Regions from separate parts of the Mus musculus genome. Here all the other regions are linked to region 5. The links are chromatin loops, found by intact Hi-C in ENCODE. Cell type or tissue: heart. All regions are shown on one strand.

Region 1 (5,000 bases), 83 kb before region 5:
AGCTGCTATCCTCTGACTCTCTGAGCAGCCCTGCCGCTCACTCGTGAACTTCTTTCTGAGTGGGGTCCACTCTGGGCAGGTGGCCAGACTACCCTTTCCCAGTGTTTGAAATATTAAGACCAACTGAGAGTATCTTTTCCCCAGACTATTTTGAAATATCCATTCTTTTGACTGATTTATTCTTTTCTTTTTTTCTTTTTTTTTTTTTTTTTTTTTTTTTTTTTTGAGACAGGGTTTCTCTGTGTAGCCCTGGCTGTCCTGGAACTCACTCTGTAGACCAGGTTGGCTTTGAACTCAGAAATCCGCCTCCCTCTGCCTACTGAGTGCTGGGATTAAAGGTGTGCGCCACCACCGCCCGGCTTCTTTTCTATTTTTTAAAAAAATATATATTTATTTTTACTTTTTAGATTTATTTATTTTGTGTTATTCTTTGTGCACGTCATGCTTGCCCTGTGCCTACAGAAATCAGAAGAGGGTATTGGATCCCCTGGAACTGGAGTTATAGATGGATGTGAGCCACCCTGTGGGTGCTGGGAATACAACCTGGCTCCTCTGCAAGGGCAGCCAGTGCTCGTGAGCTCTAGAGATGGATGGCTCAGTAGTTAGAGCATGCTCTGCATTGCCAGGGCTCCTAAGTCCGGATCCTACCACCTAGGTCCAATAGTCCAGCTCCGGGGTCTCTGACCTCTACATGCATGCATGCTCACATGTACACACACGTAATTTAAAAAAAAAAAAAAAACAAGCTGGGCATGGTGACTCACACTTTTAATCTCAGCCCTCAGGAGACAGAGGCAGGGGATCTCTGTGAGTTTCAGTCCATCCTGGGCTATGTAGTGAGACCCTGTCTTAAAACCAAAACTAAAACAGTGCTCTTAACCACTGAGCCATCTCTCATTCCTCAAGGTTTATTTTTGTTTGTGTGTGTCTTTTGTTACTGATCGCCATATGTGTGTGCAGAAGCCACAAGGTGTTAGATACCCTCCAGTTGGAGTTGCAGGTGTTATAAGTCATTGGGTATGGGAGCTGGGAATTGAACCTGGTTCTCTTAACCACTGAGCCATCTCTTTAGTCCCAGAATTTTGCTGAGTGTTAATTATGTGCCAGGCAAGGTTCTAGAGGCTTGAGATTCCCTTATGAGTAAGAAGAGGCTCTGTTTAAAGATCTTCTAACTGGGCTGGCAGGCAGAGCTCTGTGAGTTCAAGGCCAGCCTACATGTTGAGATCTCTCTCAATAACCCAACCAAACCAAACACATGGACGAGTGTGTAGTGATGCTTGCTTGCCGTTTTGTTGTCATGGAGATGCATGGTGGGACAGGACAGCAGTGGCTCTGTTTGGACTGTTCCCTTGGGAAATCCCTTCTGGAGAGATGGCATCCAACTGGGCTCTGAAAGATCAGTGTTGTCTTAGCTAGGGTTACTATTGCTGTGGTGAAACCATCATGAAAAGCAACTTGGGGAGGGAAGAGTTTATTTCACTCACAGTTCCATAGAACAGTTCATCACCAAAAGCAGGGAGGGCAGGAACTCAAGCAGGGCAGTAGACAAGAGCTGATGCAGAGGCCATGGAGGGCTGCTGCTTACTGGCTTGCTCCCTCTGGTTTGCTCAGACTGCTTTCTTATAGAACCTAGGACCACAAGTGCAGGGATGGCACCACCCACAATGGGCTGGGCTGTCTCCCATCAATCACTAATTAAGAAACCACAATGGGCTGGGCCGTCCCCCATCAATCACTAATTAAGAAAATGCCTTAGAGCCAGATCTTATGGAGGCATTTCTCAATTGAGGGTCCCACTTCAGATGACTCTAGCTTGTATTAAGTTGACATAAAACTAGCCAGCATAAGGATTCAAATATGTAGGAGGCCGGGAGGGTTCTCTAAACAGGGAGCAGCAATATACACTGGCTCTGAGGCAGAAAAAGTGCTGTGTGTTTAATGCTCTGAGAGAGGACTGAGGGTGCTTGGCACTGAGTGATGGGAATGTGGGTGAGACAGGTCACACGAGTCCTGAAGCCCAATTACTCGAGTCTCTTGCTAAAGAGACCCTGGCCCTGCCTGAGCCACTGTGACACCACTCCCAACACCTACGTGTTCATCCATCTCGAATTTCTCTCTCACTAGGCAGATGGCCCTCTCCTACTTCACAGCTACTACTACTGCGGTGGCCACTGCAGTGGGCATGAACATGTGGACAAAGGTACGTACGAATGGGGAGCTGTGGGCACAGTGACCACCAGAGGGCAGCAGAGTTCCAGTGAAAACAGCTTGCTCCAGCTCATAGGAGTCTGAGGATTCCAGAGTGGATGTCTGGACATATGTCACTGGCTGTGTTTGATTGCCTCTCTTCCTGTATATTCCAAAGCCTCTTGTTTGAGCTTGAATAACTTCTGTTGTTCCCTGCCTTCAACAGAGAGCCCCACCCTTGGTGGGCCGATGGGTGCCTTTTGCCGCTGTGGCTGCCGCTAACTGTGTCAATATCCCAATGATGCGACAGCAGTGAGTACAGGGAGCCTTGTTCTCTTTCTCCATCACAGGGTTAGCAGGGACGGAAAGGAGGCCAATGCGCTGAGCCAGTAGCTTCCTGGGGCTGGGCAGTACAGAGAAGACCAGTGGGCCACCTCAAGGGCCACCATTCCTCTATAATGGACCTAAGATAGTGGGCGATTTAAATTTAGTGTATTGGGTTGAGTGGGTTGATTAGTCATGGACCTATGGACCAGTCCTTTTTTCTTGTCCATGTCGGGGATTGAACTCAGTGCCTTGTGCATGCTAGGTAAGTGCTCTGTCCCTAAAACTATACCCCTAGCTTAGATCCTGGCCACGGGAATGAAAGTCAGAGCTGTAAATGCTGCCTAACTTCCCAAACTCTTAGAATAGCTTACTGGCAGAAATGCTGCAGAACTGAGCATCTAATGCTAGCACAGTATCCACGTGCTCCGAGAAGCCAGGGGCGGGGCAGGTGTGCCCTGGAGCTTTTCACAAAAGGTAATGCAGAAACCCATTGTATCTTGCAGGTTTTGTTTCTTGTCTTCTTTTTAGAGTCTTTTTTTTTTTTTTTAGAGAGAGAGAGACTTACTTACTTTGTATCCTTGGCTGACTTGGGAGTTTACTATGTAGACCAAGCTGGCCTTGAGTTTACAGAGATCCACTTGCCTCTGCCTTCTGAGTTCTAGGATTAAAGGCATGCGCCACCATGCCTGACTAAAGGTTTTATTTTTAATAATGTGTATGTATGTGTAGGTATGTGTCTGTGAGTGCAGGTGCCCGCAGAGACTGGACTCAGTGGATCTCCATGGAGCTGAAGTTACAGGCAGTTGTGAAACTGATGTGGGTGTTGGGAACTGAACATAGGTCTTCTGCAAAAGTGATGTGTGCTCCTAGCCTCCGGACTGTATCTCACTGTGTAGTCCTGGCTGGCCTAGAGCTTGCACTGATCTGCCTCTGCCTCTGCCTCTGCCTCTGGAGTGCTGGGGTTATAGTCGTACATTTCCAGAGGCAGTGGCAGTGGCTGCTGCTGCTGCTTCTTCTTCCTGTTTTGTTTTTTCTCTCTGACATGCTGGGTATTAGGCCTAGAGGCTCGCCATGCACACTAGCCAAGGATGACTACTGAGCTACATCCTCAGTCCAGTTTCTGTTTTCTTTTCCCTTTTGTATTTTTCTAGAACACGGGTGGCATAGGGCTGGGTATCTTGGATGCCATTGCCACTGTTGTCAGTAACTACAGCCACATTTTTTGGCAGGTGGAGGCTCACCACGGTAGCCCCTGGAGAAAGAGCTTACGGAGTGCTGTGCATGCACATCTCTCCACTCTCCTCCACTCCTTGCTCTGCCTAGCTCCCCAAGCAGATGAATGCGTATGGCTGTTTACCTGGTCTCCAACTGAGGGACGCCAAGAGCTTGTCTACACAGAGTAGCTACTGCTTGGGGGAATAGGTACTAAGTCAGGCACTGATCTCGGAACTTGGCCAGTAGATCATTTAATCCTCACTAGGTTCCATGAAGTAGGTGTCAGGATTATCCCTATTCTCCACATGAGGAACACTGAGGTTTAGAAGGGTTAAAGACCATTCTCAAGGTCACACATACGCCTACAGCTTTGGGAGTCTGCCCGCTGAGGCAGTGAGGATCCGGGGCTGGCTTTCTTGGCCTCTGCTCAGGATGGCTTCTGAGATACCATCTACTGGGATGAAGAAGAGAGACCAAAGGGCCAGGCTGCAGGAGGGGCTTCCTCCTGCATCAGTCCTTGGAGCTGGTGACCTGATGGGATCACCTGCCCGGCAGGTTCCTTGCACCTACTTCCTAACATCTAGAAACTTCTGTTGTTTAGGGAACTCATTCAGGGCATCTGTGTGAAGGACAGGAACCAAAATGAGCTTGGCCATTCTCAGGTAAGCAGAGGAGAGACTTCCTCCTCAGACCCCATCCCTCCTCGATGGCCTCACACTTGTCCTGGGTGCCATTGCAGGTCTGACACCCCCCATCCTCATTTAGTTCTTCAGACAGGCTTCCCACGTCATTTCAGGCAGGCGGGTTGGGTAAGGGCACTTGGCTCCTGGTGGGTCCATCCATGCCTTTACCTGCTCAGACTTGGCCATGTTCCCCCCTCACCTATATAGTGCAGCCCATGCACACTTGAAAAGTGATCCCTGACAGCTCTTCTCTGCCCCCAGAGAGCTGCGGCTGTGGGCATCGCACAAGTGGTTATCTCTCGGATCACCATGGCAGCCCCTGGCATGAGTAAGATGGGGAACACCTCAAATATCAGGGTGGGAGGGACCCTTGAATACCTAGTCGAGGCCTCGGTCACCTCAGCTTTCAAGTGGGAGGTACCATTACCTTCTCAGGCTTTTTGTGAGAGTGGACAGGGGACCCACACATGTTCTTCCAGTTTCTATCAGTTCATCTGATTGGGGGGAGCAAGGTAGCTTCATTTAGCTAATAATACTGAGCAATAGTGGGAGGTCTCTGGGAGACAATGGCAGAGGCAGTGGACTGCC
Region 2 (5,000 bases), 200 kb after region 5:
GTCTCTCACATGGTGATGGAGACCCAAACTTGGGTCCTCGTGCTTGGTTGGCAGGCATTTATCAACTGAGCCTTCGTCTCGGCCTCCAGCTTTGAGAACAGTTTTTAGATAGGATGTCACTCTGCAGCCCAGGTTGGCCTGGAACTTTGTTATGTTATGTCACCTCCCTAGGGTACACTCTAGTCTGGATTACTGAAGACCCTTCTTTTTGCACACCCCCTCTGCCTCTCTTTAGGCACAGGAAACAAGACCAGACTGGCCTTGGGCTTGTAGCAATCTTCCTACCCCTGCTTTGTGAGCGCTAGGCCTGCAGGCATGTGCTTCCATGCCTGGCCATACTGTCTGTTCTTCATGGCATGTTCGGGTGGTTGCCTCCCTCACATTGGAATACAGCTCCTCTCTGCTTGTGGCTCCTCTCTGCTTGCGGCTCCTCTGGGTAGGGTATGGCTGCATGGCTGCGATGCTCTAACTCTTGCTCCTTTGCAGGTTGCTTTAAAATTCTGGGTTTAGGTGCTGGGGTGCAGCTGAGTGGCAGAGCGCTTGCCTGGAGGACATGAGGGGCAGGGTTAGAGCTGCAGCACCACACACAGTCGAAGATGGTTCATAGGGTCTGGCTAGGATTTCCCGTGCCTAAAGAGAGGCGGAGGGGGTGTGCAAAAGAAGGGTCTTCACTAATCCAGACTAGAATGCACCCTAGGGAGGTGATGGGATAGTTCATGTTCATGGGGTGGCAGGTGCTGAGGGCTGCTCTTGGATCGTCTGCTTTTCCCGGTTCCTCTTTCCCGACTTGGAAGGGGGATCACCTGTGTCTGCCTCCTAGTCTGGGCATTAGTGAATTTAAAGTGTGGTGTGGTGTTAGCCTGCGGGCCTGCCTTCTCTTCCCCCCTTTCTCCTCTCTCTCCCGTCCTCTTTTTTTTTTAATTTATTTATTTTATGTATGTGAGCACACTGTGAGGGCATCAGATCCCATTACAGATGGTTGTAAGCCACCATGTGGTTGTTGGGATTTGAACTCAGGACCTTTGGAAGAGCAGTCAGTGCTCTTACCCACTGAGCCATAACGCCAGCCCCCCCCCCTCCTTTGAAGGCCTCATAGAGTCCGGCTGGTCATAGGTCTCTGATACTCCTGCCTCTGCTTCACTGAGGCAGGCTTCCCTGAGAGCATCCTCAGCATTTGGCTTACCGCTGCTTTTCATTACCGAGGGCCCTTGAAGAGCTGGGGCTGTGGGGAAAATGTTAAGTGGGCCCACAGATACTGATCCCTTTATCGTTATTTCCAGAGGTCCAGCCTAACACAGTTCTCTAGTTTAGATGAATATGCCCGCCCCTTTATTTTCCAGAGCTTGTCTTTCTTGGGATCATTGGAGAGGAGTGTGGCCAAGCCCAGGGAGGACTAGCTTTCTGTGTCGTTGAAGCTGAAGTCACACCTTTTCTTCCCACAGGGGAAGGTGGAGGTGGAAGCTGGGAAAGAAGGCATGAAGTTTGAAGCCAGCGCTTTCTCCTACTATGGTGTGATGGCCCTCACAGCCTCTCCAGGTGAGTAGCCCCGGCATCTGTTTCAGGAAGACGCAGCCCTTCTCCCTCAGTCTCCCCTGAGCCCAGCATGAATCGGTTCTCGTTGATGCGCATCATAGAGACAGAAGCTGTACCCATCCCGGGTATACGCCTTCATAGGTCTCCACACCCAGCGAACACAGCTGTACACACTAGGAGAGGCAGACTATTAAGGCCTTAGTGATAGAGAGAGGAGAGAGTAAGCATCCTCCTCTGAATCGCTGTCCCCCAGAGGTCCCCCCTCACTTCTCGAACGTTGTAGGACACAGGATGTAGTGGGCTGACTCTGTTTTCCTCTGCCCGGGTTGTGCTGCCATGGTCATCTGGGCTCTGCGTGGGTGTGCTTCCTTCCCATCCCTACTATGTGCTTGCAGTTCCCTCATCTGATGGTTGAGCAATGCACTAAGGCCACCTGAGGCTACGGAAGAAGGGAGGAGTGCTGCTGCTCAGCGCCCGCCCTCATTTTAAATCAGTCCAGAGCCCCGGTCTGTGGACTGTGTCCCCACACTCTCAGGAGTGTGTCTTTCCCATTTACCTCCCTGGAAGTACTCTCAAGAGACATACCAGAGGTGTGTTGCCATGGCGACTGTAAACTCAAGGGATGCTAACCCTTAGATTAACCATCCGAAGGCTATTTCCTGTTAGAGGCACCTGCGGAAGCTGCGTGTCTTCTGTGGGTGTGTGCGCTGGGGTCTGCTGAGTTGCTAGTTAGCTTTAGAACTTTTTAGAAGCTTAGCACTTCCAGAAGCCTTGTGTCTGTTACATCCCCTCCCCCCCGGCCACCCCCCCCCTGCCCCGCCTGTTTTGGGAAGTGTTCCCTGGTCTCCATTCCAAGTCATTCTAAGTCTATCACACAGAGTAGCTCTTCTGGGGATTTTCCGTTACATCTCCCAGAGGCTGAGGGAGTTTGCTGCTACTGTTTGTCTAGAGAGCTGGCTGCTTGTGGTGCGTGGTTATGCCACCACGGGGATTGAGCAAGTTCTCTGAGAGTCTGAGGGGCCTGCAGGGGTGTCAGCACCCAACTTTGCTATTGCTTGCCTGCCCTGGCCAGGAGTAGATTAGGCAGGTAAACGGAGGTGCTGTGGTGCCACCTGGTGGCCAGAATACAAAAGGACATTCTGTACAAGGAAACATTTACAACGGCCAAAGCTAACCACAGTCCTTTTTAAAGGAAGGTTGTCAAACTGAAAAAAAAAAAAAATGTAACAGCAATGGCAACCCTTCAGGCAAGTTTGTCTTTGTGACATCTGTCTTCCCCTGCTGTCCCACGCAGCAGTGTGACTGGCATAAGGATGTAAGCGTTAAAAAGCCAGTAAGCTGTCAAGATTCCTTGCTCTCTCGTGCAGGCTTTGCTGTCCTAAGGGACATTGTCCCTGAGTGTGCACATGAGCCTGCGTGGTCCCTCCTAGAAGGTCTTTGTTATGAACTTGAAAGTGATCTTCCTTCCCACTGTGTGGTGACACTGAGGAAAAGCCCTTGGTGTCCCATAATATCCAGGAGGACACAATGAGGTGCTGTGCAGACAGTGTGCTGTGACCTTAAAATACAAGGGAAAGGTGGGTGAATGGCTACAAGTTCAGAGTCAGCGTAGTCTACACAGACCTTGTCTCAAAAGTGTGAAAACAGAACAACAGGAAGAAACATTATGTCACAGGAAGGTATTATCATTGTGACTGTTCTGGGACTATGTGTCTCGAGTTAGCGTAGGTTAACAGACCCCTATTTTTAAGGCATCTCTGTAAACTGATGAGAGCAACACACTTTTGCTGATGACTGGTTATTTAAACCTGAACACTAGCCTCGCTCACAGTGAACAGTAGTGTAGGGAAAATCCACGAAGAACAGGATAGCAAAAGGCTGGGAATGGTGGCCACACTAGTTCCAGCCCTTGTGAAGGAGGTGGGAGGACCATGAGGCTAGCCTGAGCTAAGTAGTAAGTTTGAGGTTAACCCTAGACCATAAGAGACCTTTCAAACCAACTGAAAAAAATAACAACAAAAGGCAGCAAAGAGCTGACCATTCACCAGGAGGCCCCCATCATTCATTTCAAAGGCTGACCTGGGTCTGGGGGTCTGTGTGTTCACTGAGATGTCCGATCAGTACAGGACATTAAGGCCTGCCTGTGTCTGCTCAAGAGGAAATCGCAGGTAAAGGTGCTTGCCACCAAGCCTGGTGACTTGAGAACGACTCCCACGTGTTGCCCTCTGTTCCCCACGTATGTGCTATGGCCGGCGCACATGTTCACATGTAAATGGAGAGTCAGCTGTCTACTGGGGAAACAGAGATGGAGGTCTGCAGTGAGACTGAGGCCAGAGTGGCCTACAGAACAAGTTCCAGGCCAGCCAGGGCTCTAGGTTGAGACCTTGTCCTGACACAAAGCAGTAAAATAAAGCCCTCAGTCCTTGGGACATGTGGGAAGGCATGCCCTGTCCCTCCTGGCCTGCTCTTGGGGTCTTCCCTGTGATGGGGCTAGTCTCCCATCAGAGTGAGCAGTGCTGAGCCTAACCTTTGTCTGCCATTCTCAGGCAGTCTGTACAGTTGCCTCTGCTCTGAAATCTGCAATCATCTCAAGCAACTCAAAGTATCAAGCCAAAATTATGAAACCAATAATACCAGTGAGTTGGGTAATCAGGGGCTTGTGAGGCCGCATGGTGAGTGAGCGCCGCAGTGCAGCGTGGGCCTATTCTTAGAGCCCCTACCAGCTGAGGCTTGGCTAATTGTGACTCAGACATTGAGAACAGCCTGTTTTGGAGCTGTGGACCTCAACTGGGTGTTGGAGGTTTAAGAACTTTCCAGAAAAGAGCACAAGGACAAGATTCTTCCCAGTGGCATACTGTTCTGGGGAAGTCATTTGTGTCCCTTCCTTTTATGTAACAGCAGTGGGCTTTGCTACTTGTGGGGTGGGATGCTCACGTTAGTGAGACAGCGTCCACTGCAGTCCCCTGGATGGGAAGATCTGTCTCTGCCTTTCAATGTGGTCTCACCCTGTTTTTCTCCATTTTCCAGTTCCTTTGTCCCTGTCTCGCACCTTTGTTGTCAGCAGGACAGAGGTGTTAGCTGCGGGCTCTCCAGGTAACTCTGCATGCTTCCTTTCTCCTAACCCAATCATTGATCCATTGCCTGCCTAGACCCTGGGGAAGCCTGGCCACCGGGCTGCACACTGTTTCCACAGCGCTGTTCCCAGCTTCCTGCCAGCCTGAAAATGCCAAGGCTGCTGCCTAAGATGGAGCTGTCCAGAAAACATAAACGACAGAGGTCTAGAAAGGAACTCTGGGCCAGGATCCATGGTGACCGGGCATAGGGAAAGTCTGTATGGTGGCTGCCTGTCCCACTTCTCATCCCACCTCACAGGTCTGGGCCTTGCAGCTCTGCCCCAGGTTTGCCCAGAGTCTTACTCGTCTTCAGCATGTTATAAGATGTGGAGTTTGCACTGGAGTCTAGACTGC
Region 3 (5,000 bases), 320 kb after region 5:
TCATGTCGTTAATGACTCTGAAGATGGTGGTTCACGGCGCTGAGAAGCCGTGCTCACAGAGAGGAAGAACAATGAGTTGGCAGAAATTCTGGTCAGCTCTATATCGCGCTGAGGAATAAGGAGCTCAATTTACAAGTCCCCTCTGGGAAAGAAAACACTAACAAAATGCGTTTTAGAAAGACAAGGCAGTTTTAATGAAAAGGGGTGCCACGCCCTGAAGAGACCCAGGGGTCTCCCCCTCCCCCCCAGGGAAAGTCATTGTGCAGAAAGATAAAACTGTTCTGTACCCATTACCCAGCCGCACCCTCCTGCACTCCTAGGAGACTGCTCTGCTGAGCAGATAAGTAGTGTGGTCTCTAACAACCACACAAAAGACCTGCACAGAGCCAGGTGGGGGCACTGCCTGCTGTAAAGGTCTGCCTGAGTCACCCCTGACAGGAACCAGCTTCTCCTAGCCCTGGAGTTTTCTTCACTATCTGTGATTGGGCTCCCCTAGTCTCTGGGCAAAAGAAAGAAAGAATAAATATTAACTAAAGGTGCAGCTGTGGCAGGGTGCCCAGGCACTCCCCTCCCTTCAGCCTCCTTGCCCCCTGACCCAGAGGCTGGAACCAACCGCTGGGCTCTCAGGTTCATGATCTGCTTGGCTGCTCCTGCAGAAAGAGGGGAGAGGCGAGCATTTCTCTGCATAGCCCTGGATGGCAACCAGCCATTCATTGGCGGGAGGGGCCTTTACAGGTGGCTAAAGTGATGTATAGTCACTGCTGGGGCCTCCTGGACTCAAGTAGCTGACCCATATGATCTCCAAGTCAGCCAAAGCCAAGGCCCACATTCCTTCCATGTGTTACACTTCACCAGTTGTTACATTGTGTTATATTGTGTTACATTATGTTACATTAACCAGTAGCCAGCTAAGCAGATTGTATTCGTCACTGGGTGGTAGGGTGGGATAATTAGAGACCCAGTGATAAATTATTTGTTCAATGAGAATAATAATGCCTGCCTCACTCCTTGGCTATTGAATTAAAGAGATGTTAAAGAAATGAAAACTAAAGAAATAAATTCGTAAGTATTTTTTTTTTAAAAACATCTTTCAGGATGGGGAGATGGCCTTGTGGGTAGATACCCAGAAGCCATTGCAGTAGTGTGCATTGCTGAACTGCGTCCTGCCTTGCCGCTGGGATGCCTGGGCACAGCTGGCATGCAGCTCGGGGGAGGCAGAACGAAGTCCCCAGAATGGTGGTCTGCTGCGGGGTCTGGGACCTATGCCGTGGTTCCCAGTCTCCTATGTACCTGGGCGCCACTGGCATACAGCTGGGAGTCGGGGCACAGGGTCCATGGTCCATGCTTCCCCTTGGGGCATCCATGCACTGGACAGGAAGGGGAAGACAGAGTCCAGGAAGGGCGGGACCAGTCTGATTACAAGTGAGCTCTGGAAGAAGAGAGAGAAGGACTTCTTCGGGAGTTTAGGCGAGGCTCTTTAAGATGAAGGCCTTCCCCGCAGCTTGCTTGGTCATATTGGTTTATTTGATGGTGGATATTAATTGCATACACTTCACTCAGGGTGAACCGGGGATCAAATACCTTTTGCGGGAAGGAGTGCACAGGAAGGGAAGCTAATTGGCTGAACCCTCAGGGGCTTATCTAGGTACCTCATTAGTGTGGAGTACTTGAGGTTTTTTATGCCACATGACTGATCACCACGGTCCTCAGTGGGGTGTTGTGGTTTCTGTTCCAGGGCAGGTAGAGGCGGCAGGGAACGGCTCCGCTCCTGCCGGTCTCAATCCCGAGATCCCTGGGACTTGCGCTCACTCAGCCTGACCACTTCTCATGCCTGCCTGGTAACAAGCTCCCATATGCCCTACAGTGCATCATCCTAGCATTTCTACAGCAACACAGACAGAAGAATTCCCAGACGCTTGTGGGCCACTTACCCTAGGGTTGCACCAGAGAACAAGAGACCCTATTTCAAACAAGATGGGATGCAAAGACCAACATCCAAAGTTGTTTCTGATCTCTACATGTGAGCCAGGGCAGGTGTGGTGCCCACACTCACAGACATGAAAACACACGTGCATGCACACACAAACACACAGACACACCAGACAGATACATGCAAACATATCAATAGTTTTAAAAGAAAGTGGGGGGTGGCAGGGAATGGCTCAGTGGGTAAGAGCACCTGACTGCTCTTCCGAAGGTCCGAAGTTCAAATCCCAGCAACCACATGGTGGCTTACAACCATCCATAAAGAGATCTGACTCCTTCTTCTGGAGTGTCTGAAGACAGCTACAGTGTACTTACATATAATAAAAATAAATAAATCTTTAAAAGAAAGAAAGAGAGAGAGAGAGAGAGAAAGGAAGGAAGGAAGGAAGGAAGGAAGGAAGGAAGGAGGAAGGAAGGAAGGAAGGAGGAAGGAAGGAAGGAAGGAAGGGGAGTGTGGTGTCTCGTGCCTTTAATCCCAGCACTCAAGACACAGAAGCAGACAGATCTCTCTGTGAGCTCAGTGCCATCTGGTCACCGTGGCAAGTTGTAGGTCAATCAAGTGCTACATAGTGAGATCGCAAAAATTAAAAAACAAATAACTAGCCGGGCGTGGTGGCACACGCCTTTAATCCCAGCACTTGGGAGGCAGAGGCAGGCGGATTTCTGAGTTCGAGACCAGCCTGGTCTACAAAGTGAGTTCCAGGACAGCCAGGGCTATACAGAGAAACCCTGTCTCGAAAAACCAAAAAAAAAAAAAAAAAAAAAACCCAAACAAAACCAAACCAAACCAAACCAAAACCAAAACAAAAAAAAACCAAAAACAAATAAATAGATTTCTTAAAACCTTGAGTAATACATTTCAACTCCTGACCTTTAGGTCCTGACACTCACCACGCAGGCTCTGCTTGCAATGATCAGCACTGCGACCTCTATTCAAAGTGTTCCACTAACCAAGACCTTGGCTCAAATCCTAAGTTGGGCAAGGGACAAGCTGTTGGTCAACACTGCCCCCTAGTGGTAAATTTACCAACTGCACAGAGACCGGCCACCAGTCTTTCTCTGGGCTCACTGGGTAACTCCTGGAAAAACCTTAAACTCCTTGCCCCCGAAACAGCCTTAGGCTCAATCCCAGCCAAGAGCCAGTCTGCTCTCTGTGTGGCTTATGTCTTTGTACTTCATAAGTGGTACTCATCCGTACTTTAAATCTTTAGCAAAATCCTGTTCAGATCCTGACTCGTCCAAAAGAACCCTGACCCTAATCAGCCCAAATCTCCCCAAACTTTCTTCAATGTCTCCTTTATTGGGTTAGTTGCCTGTATGAGTTATTTCTAAACTATAGAGGTGTATATATATATATATATATACATATATATATACACATATATATATACACATACACATATATATGTGTATATATATATATATGTATATATAATTCCCGTTTTACAAAACTGTTCGAACAGTTTTCAGAGCCTGAGCTAACTACATATATTCTTTTTTTTTTAAGATTTTTTTTTAATATGATGTGCACACTTCAGACACACCAGAAGAGGGCATTGATACCCATTACAGATGAGCCACTGTGTGGTTGCTGGGAATTGAACTCAGGACCTCTGGAAGAGCAGTCAGTGCTCTTAACTACTGAGCCATCTCTCCAGTCCGACTATGTATATTTTTAAAGAATCATACTTTTGAGTGCTTAATGAGGGCCAGAACCAGAGCTGGGTACTTGCCCATACACGCTCTCAATTATGTTTTGTTGTGATAATTATTATTCTGGGGTTGCTACACCCCCTTGTTGTCTTTGAATATTAAGGGGTTTCTACTCCACTTCAGACCATATTGTTCCCAGATAAAAGACACAGAAATCTTCAGATTTACAATGAGCTTAAGGGCACTAGAGCTGGCTGGGCGTGGTGGCGCACGCCTTTAATCCCAGCACTCAGGAGGCAGAGGCAGGCGGATTTCTGAGTTCAAGGCAAGCCTGGTCTACGAAGTGAGTTTCAGGACAGCCAGGGCTATACAGAGAAACCCTGTCTCAGAAAGAAAAAACAAAAAAAAAACAAAAAAACACTAGAGCTGGGCTGGTGAGATGGCTCAGTGGGTAAGAGCACTGACTGCTCTTCCAAAGGTCCCAGCAACCACATGGTGGCTCATAACCACCCATAATGAGATCTGACGCCCTCTTCTGGTGCATCTGAAGACAGCCACAGTGTACTTGTTTATAATAATAAATAAATCTTTGAGGGGAAAAAAAAAAGAGCACTAGAGCTGGGCAGACACCAATCCTCTGTGCTGTTTTGTCTGCTTCCCTGGTGCTGTTCCCGGGGATATCACTGGCCGTGCTCCACCTGGGCCATGCCTACTCCATCAGGCCAGCCCTCATGGCCACCTACACAGTGGTGTCTTCTTTCCTTCTCCTCCTCCTCATGGTCCTACCTCAGACCCCAAGTCCGGGGATCTTTGCTGTGTCCCCTACCCTCTGCCCAGCCCAGGCTATAGGTATCCTTATTATAATCAGTGATAACTTGGGGGGGGAGGGCACAAGGTTTGCACAACAAAAGCTGGTGTATGTGAGATTCACTCATCTTGGAGTAACCAGGTCTTGGGATACAGTATTTAGCCTTTGAATACATAGTAGCACCAGACCAACCCCCTATAACTTTCCATGGCCACTTTAATGCAATTCTACTGCAAATTTGCTACTGTCTCAATTTATAGCTGGAAAAAGGAAACCTCAGTGACTTAATGTAGACCACACAGCCAGGGAGAAGTGTAGGTCTAAAACCATACGCTAACAACGGCGGGTACAGAGAACAAGTCAAATCTCCTGAGTCAACTCTCGCGCCTGCAACTGAGAAAGAATTCAAAACCCCCTGAGTTTGGAGAGTGATGTACTAGGCCGTTCTTAATGAAGACACTGAAAGGTGAGCCTTTGAATCCGGTCCAGATTTCCAGGAAATCCGGCCCACATTTCCAGGAGATGCTTTAAAAGCTCCAAGCCATTAACCACC
Region 4 (5,000 bases), 370 kb after region 5:
TTCCAGGTTAGCCTAGGTTACAGAATCAGAACCTGTTTGAAAAACACAATTAACCTTCACCACTACAAAAAACTATGCCAGTGACCTAAAGACAAACTTGAGTCATGGAACCTCTTTATCTGCTCCTCTTCCTGCTGTGGCAATACTGATTAAACCTCTTTCTAATGTTTTCCATCAATATATCTTTTTCAGAGTCTCCTGTAATCCACGATGACTTTGAACTTGACGTGTATCTCACAAGTGCTGGACTCATAGAATATGCAACACACTCCATTTATGAACCTAGGGCTTCACGCACGCTAGGCAAGTTAAGTATTGCATCAACCATTCATCTCTCTAAATGTCACACTAGGGTGGGCAGCTGAGCCTTGTGTGTTGGGACTTCTACAGCCATGGGTTTTCCCTTAAAACTCTCGAAAAAGCCAGTGGTGGTGGCCAACACCTTTAATCCCAGCACTTGGGAGGCAGAAAGAGGCAGATTTCTGAGTTCAAGGCCAGCCTGGTCTACAGAGTGAGTTCCAGGACAGCCAGGGCTACACAGAGAAACCCCATCTCAAAACAAAACAAAACAAAAAACAAAAAAAACCCAACAACAACAACAAAAAAAAAACACCAAAAAACAAACAAAAAACTCTTCAAATAGATGCCACAAACGAAACAACCCTGACCTTTCCTTAATAAAAGTAATCAGAGTCTGTATCACAGAGATTTTACTTTCGTAGGTGTCTCTAGCTTGCTATTTATCTCAACAACTGACAAAGTATAATACAAAGTAGTTCTTACCTCAAATCTCAGTGAATGCTTGAAGTGACAAGTTAAGGCAGGTTAACTTCAGCCAAAAATGTTAAATATACAAGTTTAAATTCATGTTAAACTCTAAGCACCAACTACACAAAAGCACTTTGAATTTTTTTTTTTTTTTTTGAGACTGGTCTCACTACAATAGCCCAGGCTGGCCTTGAATTTTTGATCCTCTTTTTCAGCCTCTAGAGTAGTTATACCACATCTGACTCTTAGAATTTTTTTAAATTACCACATTAAAATCAGGCCTAGTGGGACATGCTTGTAGCTATAGCACTTAGAAGGTAGAGGCAGGAGGATGAAGAATTCCAAGTAATCCATGGCTAATAAGTTCAAGGCCAGAAGGAACCTGTCTCCAAAAACTAAAATATAAAAAAAAAATTACCAATCAATGGGGCATGTGGCTTTGTAAATTACTTATTTTCCTTACTTCACTTCTTTGAATCAGTAACAAGTCCCTAGTCAATGTTTCTTACTCTGAGAAACTACTATAGTATTACTGTTGAATTTCAGTAACTTGTCAAACATTTATATTTTAATTGAAGATAATTTCTACTTGGTTGCTAATCTGATTCAGAATTTATACCTACAGAATCCTCTTATAAAGTAAACAAAAAATGAAATACCTTAAAATGTCCGGTGTCTTCATTAGCACTAAAAAGAAAGGAAAAGTTAATCAAAACAATATTTTAAATTACATGCTTAATCATAAAACAAAAGAAAAATAACATGAACATTTCATATGCAGCAATTCATTTTACTCAGAAAAAAAATTGTTTGGTTGGTTAGTTGGTTGGTTGGTTTGTGTGTGTATGTGTGTTTTGGAGACAAGTTTTCTCTACATCCTGGAATCCACTCTGTAGACCAGGCTGGCCTCGAAGTCAGATTTGAACTCAGCTTTGCATCCCAAGCTCTGTGATTAGAGCCGTGTGCCTCCTTGGAGGGCTATAAACTTTACATCTATTTATTTACAATGGCGGTCACGCTGCTGCTTGCGTGCGTGGTCAGGAGACAACGTGCAGGAGTCACTTCTCTCCTTCCATCCTAAGTTCCTGGGACCCAACTCAGGCAGGCAAGCTGGGCAGCACGTACACAGATTTGAAATGAAGTTTAAGATAGCAAAGAAAAAAAAAAGACGGGCGGTGGTGGCGCATGCCTTTCATCTCAGCACTTGGGAGGAAGAGGCAGGCGGATTTCTGAGTCGGGGCCATCCTAGTCTACAAAGTGAGTTCCAGGACAGCCAGGGCTACACAGAGAAACCCTGTCTTGAGAAAAAAAAAAAAAAATATATATATATATAGGCGCTCATGTTTCTCAGGCTTGTTTGGAACTCATTAAATAGTCGAGGCTAATTTTGAATCCTGATTCTCCTGCTTCCACCTCTTGAATGCTGGGTTTTTACAGCTGTGCTACCACACCAGCATGCTATTCTTTTCTTTTCTTGTGTTTTGAAGGTGTGGATTGAGACAGTCTCTGGAGTAGTCTGGCTGTTCTGGAACTTCACAGTGGTTGTGAAACCTGGTGGCCTCAAACTCAGAGATCTGCCTGCCTCCGCCTCCGCCTCCCAAAAGCTAGGCACACACTATTATACCTGGCCATGTTTTACTTTAAAACATGGTTACCCAAGTCTTTGGGAAGAAATATAATTGTCACTTCTGCCACCTAGTGGTAAAACAAAACCAGTTTAATCCAGTATTTTAACCTCTCCATACTTCATTTCCTGGGGGGTGAGGGAGTGTATTTGTTTATGAGACTGGGTCTCACTATGTAGCCCTAGCTGGCTTGGAACTAAAAAAAAGCGCCACCATGCCCAGTCTAATTTTAAAACTACAAAAGGGAAGAGAAAAAAGGCCTGCCTTGCAACTAATCACGAACTTCTGACCCTTCAGTAACCAAATGAAAAACTGCAAAGGAATCTTTGGGGAGTGACTACTAAAGCTGAGGGAGAGGAAGCCATCATAGATATACTCAAGGCTTCTGCTGCATTAATAGTGGTTTTGTTTCTCGGTTAGTTTTGTTCTATTAGGAATGGCTTTGGTCAGATTTTCCTTTTGGGCAATGGGAGAGCAAAAGCAGGCAGGGCCTTGATATTCAGCTGAGGCTAGCTGTCTTAGTCAGGGTTTCTATTCCTGTACAAACATCATGACCAAGGAGCAGTTGGGGAGGAAAGGGTTTATTCAGCTTACACTTCCACACTGCTGTTCATCACTGAAAGAAATCAGGACTGGAACTCAAGCAGGTCAGGGAGCAGGAGCTGATGCGGAGGCCATGGAGGGATGTTCTTTACTGGCTTGCTTCCCCTGGCTTGCTCAGCCTGCTTTCAGATGGTCCCACCCACAAGGGGCCTTTCCCCCTTGATCACTAATTGAGAAAATGCCTTACAGCTGGATCTCATGGAGGCACTTCCCCAACTGAAGCTCCTTTCTCTGTGATAACTCCAGCTGTGTCAAGTTGACACACAAAACTAGCCAGTACACTAGCCTTGAACACAGTGATGCTCCTCCATGCTGGGACTGTGTGTGCTACTGTAGGATACGGATCCCAGCGGTTACTATGTTAATCTAACATTTTTCTCAATCTTAAGTATTCTATAATTTATTTATTTCAGAACTGTTGGACTTACTTTGTTTATGGAGGCCTGGTAGCACAAGCTGCATTCTGGGACACTCTTGGGCATGAGGATCTAGAATTAAGATGAGCTAGCCACAAAGAAATTGAAAGCCTGGCTGTGGTGGCACATAACTTTAATCTTAGGTAGGCTAGCCTGGTCTACAGAGTAAGTTTCAGGACAGCCAGGGCTACACATGCACAAAAATATCCTGTCTTGAAAAAAACCAATCAGGGCATGGTGGCACATGCCTTTAATCCCAGCACTAAGGAGGCAGAGGCAGGCAGATTTCTGAGTTCGAGGCCAGCCTGATCTACAAAGTGAGTTTCAGGACAGCCAGGACTATACAGAGAACCCTGTCTCGGAAAAAAAGAAAAAAAAAAAAAAAAAAAAAAGACAAAACCAAAAATTCCAGGCAACTATGGACTAAAGAACTGCCTTGAGAAGAAAAGTCACGACTTTAAAGCTAAAAAACAATTTTCTTTCTTTAAAGAAAAACAAATAATTCAGCAGTTAAAAGTACTTGTTGCTCTTACAGAGGACCTGGGTTCCCAGCACCCACCAAGCAGCTAACAGCTGTCTGTAAGGACAGTTACAAGGCATCCAACACCCTTCTCCCAACTCCTTCAACATCAGGCATTTACATCGTACACGCTTATAACATACATGCAAACAAAACATTCATAACACAAAAAAATAAACCTAAAAATAAAATGTATTTACTTAATGTGTGTGTCCTGAGTGTATGCATCCTGTACAAGATGTTGCCAGACCCTCTGACACTGGACTTACAGACAGTTGTGAGTCGTGAGCTGTATGACATGACTGGGAACTAAACCACCATGTCCTGTGCAAGAACAGCAAATGTTTCTAACCACTGGGCCATCTCGATAGCCCCAAAAGGTAGTAAGAGGCCAGCCCAGCATAGCATGGTGGTTTACCAAGTGCATATCAAACACAAGAGAACGAATGTGTCGAGTTCAAGGCTAGCCTAGGCTAAATGTAAAATCTTACTTTGAAATTCCAAAAATAAGCAAATGGTAAATTTTTCAGGTCACTCACCCAATGAACTCAAGTAATAAAGACATATCAAGTTCAGGTGGAATACGAAACACTGACTCTAGGACCTTCTTGGTTTTTCCTTTGCTTGAAGGGACTGGCTGTGGAGCAGCTATTTGAGATGAAAACAAAGAACCTGATGTAGGATTAAAATTTTCACAAACTTGAGATCTTTAAGGAATGAATCACACAAGTATTACAACTGTTGACCAAAATATCAAGTCCTGATCAAGTCTCCTTTTCCTTAAAATTACCAATTAATCTGTCAAATCAGTAATCTTAAAGTGGGGGAAAAAGGTTCAGTTGGTAACGGTGCTTGTTACCAAGTGAGTCTCTCTCCTAGGCCACACGTGGCAAGGAGAGGGAGTCCTGCCAAGTGGATACCTGTGTAAGAAAATACAAACACGAGCCGGGCATGGTGGCGCACACCTTTAATACCAGCACTCGGAAAGCAGAGGCAGGTGGATTTCTGAGTTCGAGACCAGCCTGGTCTACAGAGTAAGTTCCAGGACAGCCAGGGCTAGACAGAGAA
Region 5 (5,000 bases):
CCTTTTGGATCTTCCTCTTCACCTGAGGGCCAGAACAAGGCCATATGACCAGCTTGTTCAAGTCTAAGAGAGACATGGGCATAGCAGAGACCAGTGGTCATACCCAGAACAGCCTGAATGATTCTATCCAGTGATGGCTCTGTAGCCTAGGCCTGGTTTCTAGAAGACAGGAAAACTTTAACCCAGAGCCAGAGTCAGCCTCTGCTTGTGTGAGAGGCAGAGTGGGGCTATAGTTATCTGTACAGAAGGCTCCAGGCATTGCCTGCCCCCCATAATGGTTGGCTGGTTGGATTCTATAGGAAGACAAGAGTTGGGGAGACACTCACCTCAGGATTGTGCACCAGGAAAGCCAGGATCCAGTTCAGCACAGAGCTAGTTGTCTCTATGCCTGCCCCAAAGATGTCTCCCACCGTGACAAGGATATGCTTATCTGAGAACACACTTGGGTCCTGGCCTTCCCCAGTGTTATTATTTTCTGCATTCATCTTGGCTTGTATCAGAATGTCTGTCAGGCTGGAGAGAGATTCACTATTGAATTTCTCCTGGGGTGAGAGACAGTGAGAGAAGAGGATGAGGAGGGAGCCTCACTTCCAACATCCCTGCCACACTCCACCCTATACCAGAGACACAGCAAGGTGTGTGAGAGTGGAGAGGGACTGGGCAGGACCTGTGAGGTGGTAGAGGTAGGGAATAGCCCTGTGCCTCCCTCTATGTCCCTCTAAGAACTGTTTCAGTTACTCACTCCCCCCTCCCATTTATTAATAGGTCAGTTTCTAGCAGTTAACCCATTATGTGCCAGCCCCCCTGCTAGGCTCTGGGGAATCTCACAGTGTCCAAAATGCATCACAGCCTTGCTCTCAAGATACCTCCAGCCTCACAGTCGCCTCTTCTTGATCACTTACCTTGCATTTTTCAAACATTTCAACCAGTGTTTTTTCTCGAATTTTAGTGTGTTCCTTTATCATTTCCAAGTTTTTATTGGGAAAAATCTGGAAAGAGAAGGAAATGTCAAATCCATCCACGCAATTAGGAAAATCCTTGGCGAGAGGCAGACTTTAGCTTTCGGTTTAAGAAAGTCTCCACGCCAGTCTGGACCTTTATCAAGAAAGGCAAGAAGATAGCGGAATGTGGTTACCAGAGACAGGAAGGACAACTTTAAACAGTGGAGTACAGGGTAGAGTCCTCATGTTCTCAATTCAATCCATCACCAAGCCCTGACAGTGTTGTGCTCTCCCTTATCATAAGTCAGACTTGAGACTAAGGACTTGGGCATGTTCCTCAAATAGGTTAAGCCTGTGTCTGTCTCTCCTCAGCACTGAGGATAACTGGGTATACCTCCTGGGGGAAGCTTCCAGTGACTAACACTTACCAGGTGCTCACTGCTGACAAATGGCAACTAGAGAATAATAGCCCTGAGTAGGAAGATACAGGACATAAAAAAAAGAGAGACACAGCAAAGTACTATAGTACATGTTTGTAGTCCTAGTACTTGGGACTTGGAGGCAGGAGGATCAAAATTTCAGAGTCATTCTCAGCTGCTTAGGTTGTTCGAGGCCAGTGTGAGCTATATGAGAGTCGGCCTGGAGGATAAAAATGCCGACCAAGTGTCTGGGGTTGTATGAGGCAGAGCAGATGACTGTGGGAAGAGTTGGAAGAGAAAGATGGTCATGGAAACTGAAAGTACTGGGGACACTGTCGCAGTGGGATCTCCTTCTCACCTTCAACCACGGGAATATGTCCACCAGATCGCTGTGGCCCAGGACATCCACAATACCCTCTGTAAAGGTCTGTATGGTAGTCAGTATCGGATCCTTGTTCTCAAAAGAGATGTTGAAGCAGATGGTACAGATGATATTGATTACTGACTTGAAGATGAGCGTAGACAGATCTCGGGACTCCCCGTCGTATGTAAGTATCAAGTCACACAGTGAGTTGGCTTCCTGACATACTGACAAGAGGGAGGAAAGTGAAGAGGAGGGATCAGTCAACGCTGTCGCCTCTGGCCAAGGTCTTATCCAGGGATAGGCATAGAGAGCTGATGGCCACTTGATGGCAGCAGCCGCTAAGAAATGGCTGCACCCAGCCGCCCAGCATCCTTCCCCAGCCCCCTAGCCCTAAGGGTTAGCCTTTCACTCACTCATCTTCTCCAGTTTCTGGTCATCCCTGAACAGGGAAAAGGTGCTGAATACCAGCTTCCGGTGCAGCTGCCAGGAGCTACTACTATCCGCAAAGGCGACGCCTTTTCCTTGGTCCGACAAGAGGCCTAGAGTCACCTTTGGAGAGCAGGCAAGGCTGTAGGCATTATCAGGCAAACTCCCGGAACTCTCAGGCTTCTCCATCTATCTATCTGCAGTCCTGATGAGTGCTGTGAGATCCCTATGCCTCTCTTACTTAGTAGGACGCCCCAAAGTCCTCACTAAAGTTCCATGAAAGGCAGTAGAGCGAGGAGACAGAAAGAACCCTGGATTTGAATGCAAGAGCCCTGGGGTTCAGGTCATTAGTAGGGTGCCCTCTGGGACTCTCTAGTTCAATTTTTGACCTGGAGAGTCAGCTATGGGTGGGATGAGCTAGGTGAGTCTGTCCTAGGGACGAGGAGACTGAGAGACTTCCAAGACAGCTCTATTTTTGTCCCCAACCACCAGGCTGCTAAAGCCATACTTGCTGGCCTGTGCACCCAGCCTCAGATCCTCATTTGGAGACAGCAGATGTTTGATCCTCCCAGGTTGGACTTAAGCTTGAGCTATCATCTCTAAAAGATGCCATCTACAAAACACAAGGGTCTAAGTCTTCATTCTCCATCCCCGACTCTCCCCAAAACCCACCAGGCTAGTCTCTTATTCACAGGGTGGTGGTGATGGTTTTATTCCCTTCCTTCCTTCCTTCCTTCCTTCCTTCCTTCCTTCCTTCCTTCTCCCCGTATAGCATTGGCAAGACCAGGCTGCCCTCAAACCCAGAGATTTACCTGCCTCTGCCTCTGCCTCCCAAGTGCTAGCCTTAAAGGCGTGTGCTGCCGTCACCTGGCCCAGTTTATTCCTTTGCTTCTGAGAGGAACCCAAACCTGAGAGAGCCTGGCAGTTGGGCAGCCACGCTGGCTGACCAGCGCATGGAAAAGGAATTTGTTTTGGCCTGTTAAAAGCTGAGGCTGGTCGTCCTCTATCGGGGTACCCAGGGGAACACTTGCAACAGGGTCATGGGAGCACAGGTGGTGTTTGTAGGATGGCTACTCAACAGTCAGCACAAATGAGAACAGATGCCCCAAGATACTACTGTATGTCCCTGTCCCTTGTCCCCTCTCCCCCTGTAATATTCCCCCAGCTATCTGTGAGCCAAAGCCATATAAGAGAAACTGCAGTCCTAGCCCTCCATGATGCCAGCCGCTTCTCCAAGCATCTTCTGGTGGAGGATGCAATCACTGCCCTATTTCCCAACAATGTCACACTTATAGAGAACTTTAGCTCTGGGTCTGGGCTAAAGGCTTTGCCTGGATATTCTAGAATGATTATCGTATCATAGAGGGGAAGGTGAGTGGCATACAGGCTTCTCAGCTCTGCAGGTCCCTGCACCATCTTGCTAGACAAGCCATTCAAGGGTTTTCCCGTTAATTCCTCCTTCCCAGTTTAGAGGTTCGGTAGGGTCTTGAGGGAGCAGTCCCACAAGTCTGATTTTGAAAGAAATAAGAACTGTACAACCCCAGGGACCGAGGAAGAGGAGGGTTGGCACTGCTTACCATCTGGGGCCGACCAGAGAATTCTTTCCCCTTCTTCACGAGCACTTCTCTGGCCAGCTGATAGTGACCGACAATCACTGCAGTTGTGGTACCCAGGCGAAGAGAATAGATGGGACCATACTTTTCCTGCAGCTTGAAGAAGTTGGCATGCATATGACCACGTCTGGGGAGAAACGGTAGACTACCCACCAGGGGCAGGAATGGAAGGCTCCTGGGGAACTTGGCATTAGGTGTCTTTGACTTGGGCCAAAAGAAATAGGCCAGGATGAGCAGCAAGAGACCCACAAGTTCCCACATGGCAGCCAGGTGTAGGCAGATGGCCAGCTGTGGAGTGGAGAAGCTACAGCAATTTCAGCAGAGAAGGAGAACTTTTAAAAGGCGTTTCTGATTGTCACCTTGAAGACGTGTTATCTCTTGGCCTGCAGAAGTTTATCCTGGAGTGTCTCCAAGCCTGAGTCCTCACCCAGAAAAGGGAGAGGAGAGGGAATTTGGCCTCCACAAGGGCTGGCTCAGATTAAGGACGAACTCCTGGAGGAGGAGCTGGCTAAAGAGCAGAGAGTTGGTCATCTCCCTGGGGCTTCTGCGCTATGGATCCTCCCAGAGGCAAATGCTATCAGATTAAGATCAAGGTTTCAGAGTGCGTGCTGTAATGTCAAAAGTGCTGCACAGTTAATAATTAATGTCATCAGGTTGCAGCTAGCCAAAGCTGTCAAAGAGACTTCAGTCTTATTATCTGATAGTTGAGGAGAGAGAGGTCTTTTAGGGTTAGTTTGCATAAGGTCACACAAGGCAGTGATGATAAGAATCCAGAAGTCATAGGCTTTCAGGTACACAGAACATCAGCTCAAGGGCCATTGCAGGTCTCTGTTCAAATAGCTTGGTTACTTTCTAGGTACATTCTCTTGAATGGGCTATTTAATATTTTCTGGAAATAAATGATTTTGTCATGTTACTATGTATAAAACGTAAAATGCATCATTTAAAATACTTTAACTAAGAGCTGGAGAGATGGCTCAGCAGTCAAGATGCCTCGTTGCTCTTCCAGAAGACCCAGGTTAGATTCCCAGCACTGACATGGTAGCTCACAACTTTCTGTACCTCTGGTTCCAGGAAAGCACCTTCTGGCCCCTGAAAGCACCCCCAACACACACGGTCTGCATACATACATGCAGGTAAAACACTCATGCCTATAAAATAATAAAACACTAGTTAAAAATCATATAAAATATCTAACTAGTATCTTAAACACAAAAATTACAGAGTAACATTTTAA

What was found. Hi-C counts contacts between places; a loop is a spot of excess contacts. Peaks named below come from ENCODE experiments on the same cell type or tissue, not always from the same donor. Only the 100,000 strongest peaks of a DNase experiment are listed, where the experiment ranks them.
Region 1: a loop joins it to region 5, with 4 times the contacts of the local background. A loop is called at or near these places in 8 of 42 quality-filtered maps.
Region 2: it touches region 5 in a loop (8-fold over the local background); 36 of 42 quality-filtered maps call a loop at or near these places.
Region 3: a loop joins it to region 5, with 2.3 times the contacts of the local background. A loop is called at or near these places in 16 of 42 quality-filtered maps.
Region 4: a loop joins it to region 5, with 2.3 times the contacts of the local background. A loop is called at or near these places in 3 of 42 quality-filtered maps.

The regions. Positions count from the first base shown.
Region 1 is chr19:46,585,811-46,590,810 of GRCm38, forward strand. It overlaps Sfxn2 (sideroflexin 2), which reads left to right. Exons shown (of 12, transcript NM_053196.3): 5 at 2,125-2,200; 6 at 2,414-2,499; 7 at 4,331-4,391; 8 at 4,674-4,740. Among named protein-coding and RNA genes, the nearest start is that of Wbp1l, 11 kb to the right of the region's middle. In heart, a CTCF peak has its summit at 2,231 (motif pointing right); a DNase peak (open chromatin) is centred at 2,241.
Region 2 is chr19:46,867,096-46,872,095 of GRCm38, forward strand. Cnnm2 (cyclin M2) reads left to right here. Exons shown (of 8, transcript NM_033569.3): 5 at 1,443-1,536; 6 at 4,561-4,626. Among named protein-coding and RNA genes, the nearest start is that of Nt5c2, 93 kb to the right of the region's middle. In heart, a CTCF peak has its summit at 2,666 (motif pointing left); a DNase peak (open chromatin) is centred at 2,586; H3K27ac peaks cover 261 bases.
Region 3 is chr19:46,988,357-46,993,356 of GRCm38, forward strand. It overlaps a transcript of Nt5c2 not described here. Among named protein-coding and RNA genes, the nearest start is that of Ina, 24 kb to the right of the region's middle. In heart, a CTCF peak has its summit at 3,001 (motif pointing left); a DNase peak (open chromatin) is centred at 3,005; H3K27ac peaks cover 1,115 bases.
Region 4 is chr19:47,041,339-47,046,338 of GRCm38, forward strand. Pcgf6 (polycomb group ring finger 6) reads right to left here. Exons shown (of 10, transcript NM_027654.3): 6 at 4,472-4,580; 7 at 1,428-1,455. Among named protein-coding and RNA genes, the nearest start is that of Pcgf6, 7.1 kb to the right of the region's middle. In heart, a CTCF peak has its summit at 2,473 (motif pointing left); no DNase peak of the experiment used is centred here.
Region 5 is chr19:46,668,820-46,673,819 of GRCm38, forward strand. It overlaps Cyp17a1 (cytochrome P450, family 17, subfamily a, polypeptide 1), which reads right to left and starts at 4,181. Exons shown (of 8, transcript NM_007809.3): 1 at 3,728-4,181; 2 at 2,138-2,273; 3 at 1,719-1,948; 4 at 903-989; 5 at 327-542; 6 at 1-22. The coding sequence starts at 4,024. All of the region lies in intron 1 of Gm41857 (predicted gene, 41857), which reads left to right. RefSeq lists a promoter at 4,049-5,000 and a cis regulatory region at 4,322-4,421. In heart, a CTCF peak has its summit at 2,035 (motif pointing right); a DNase peak (open chromatin) is centred at 2,062; H3K27me3 peaks cover 885 bases.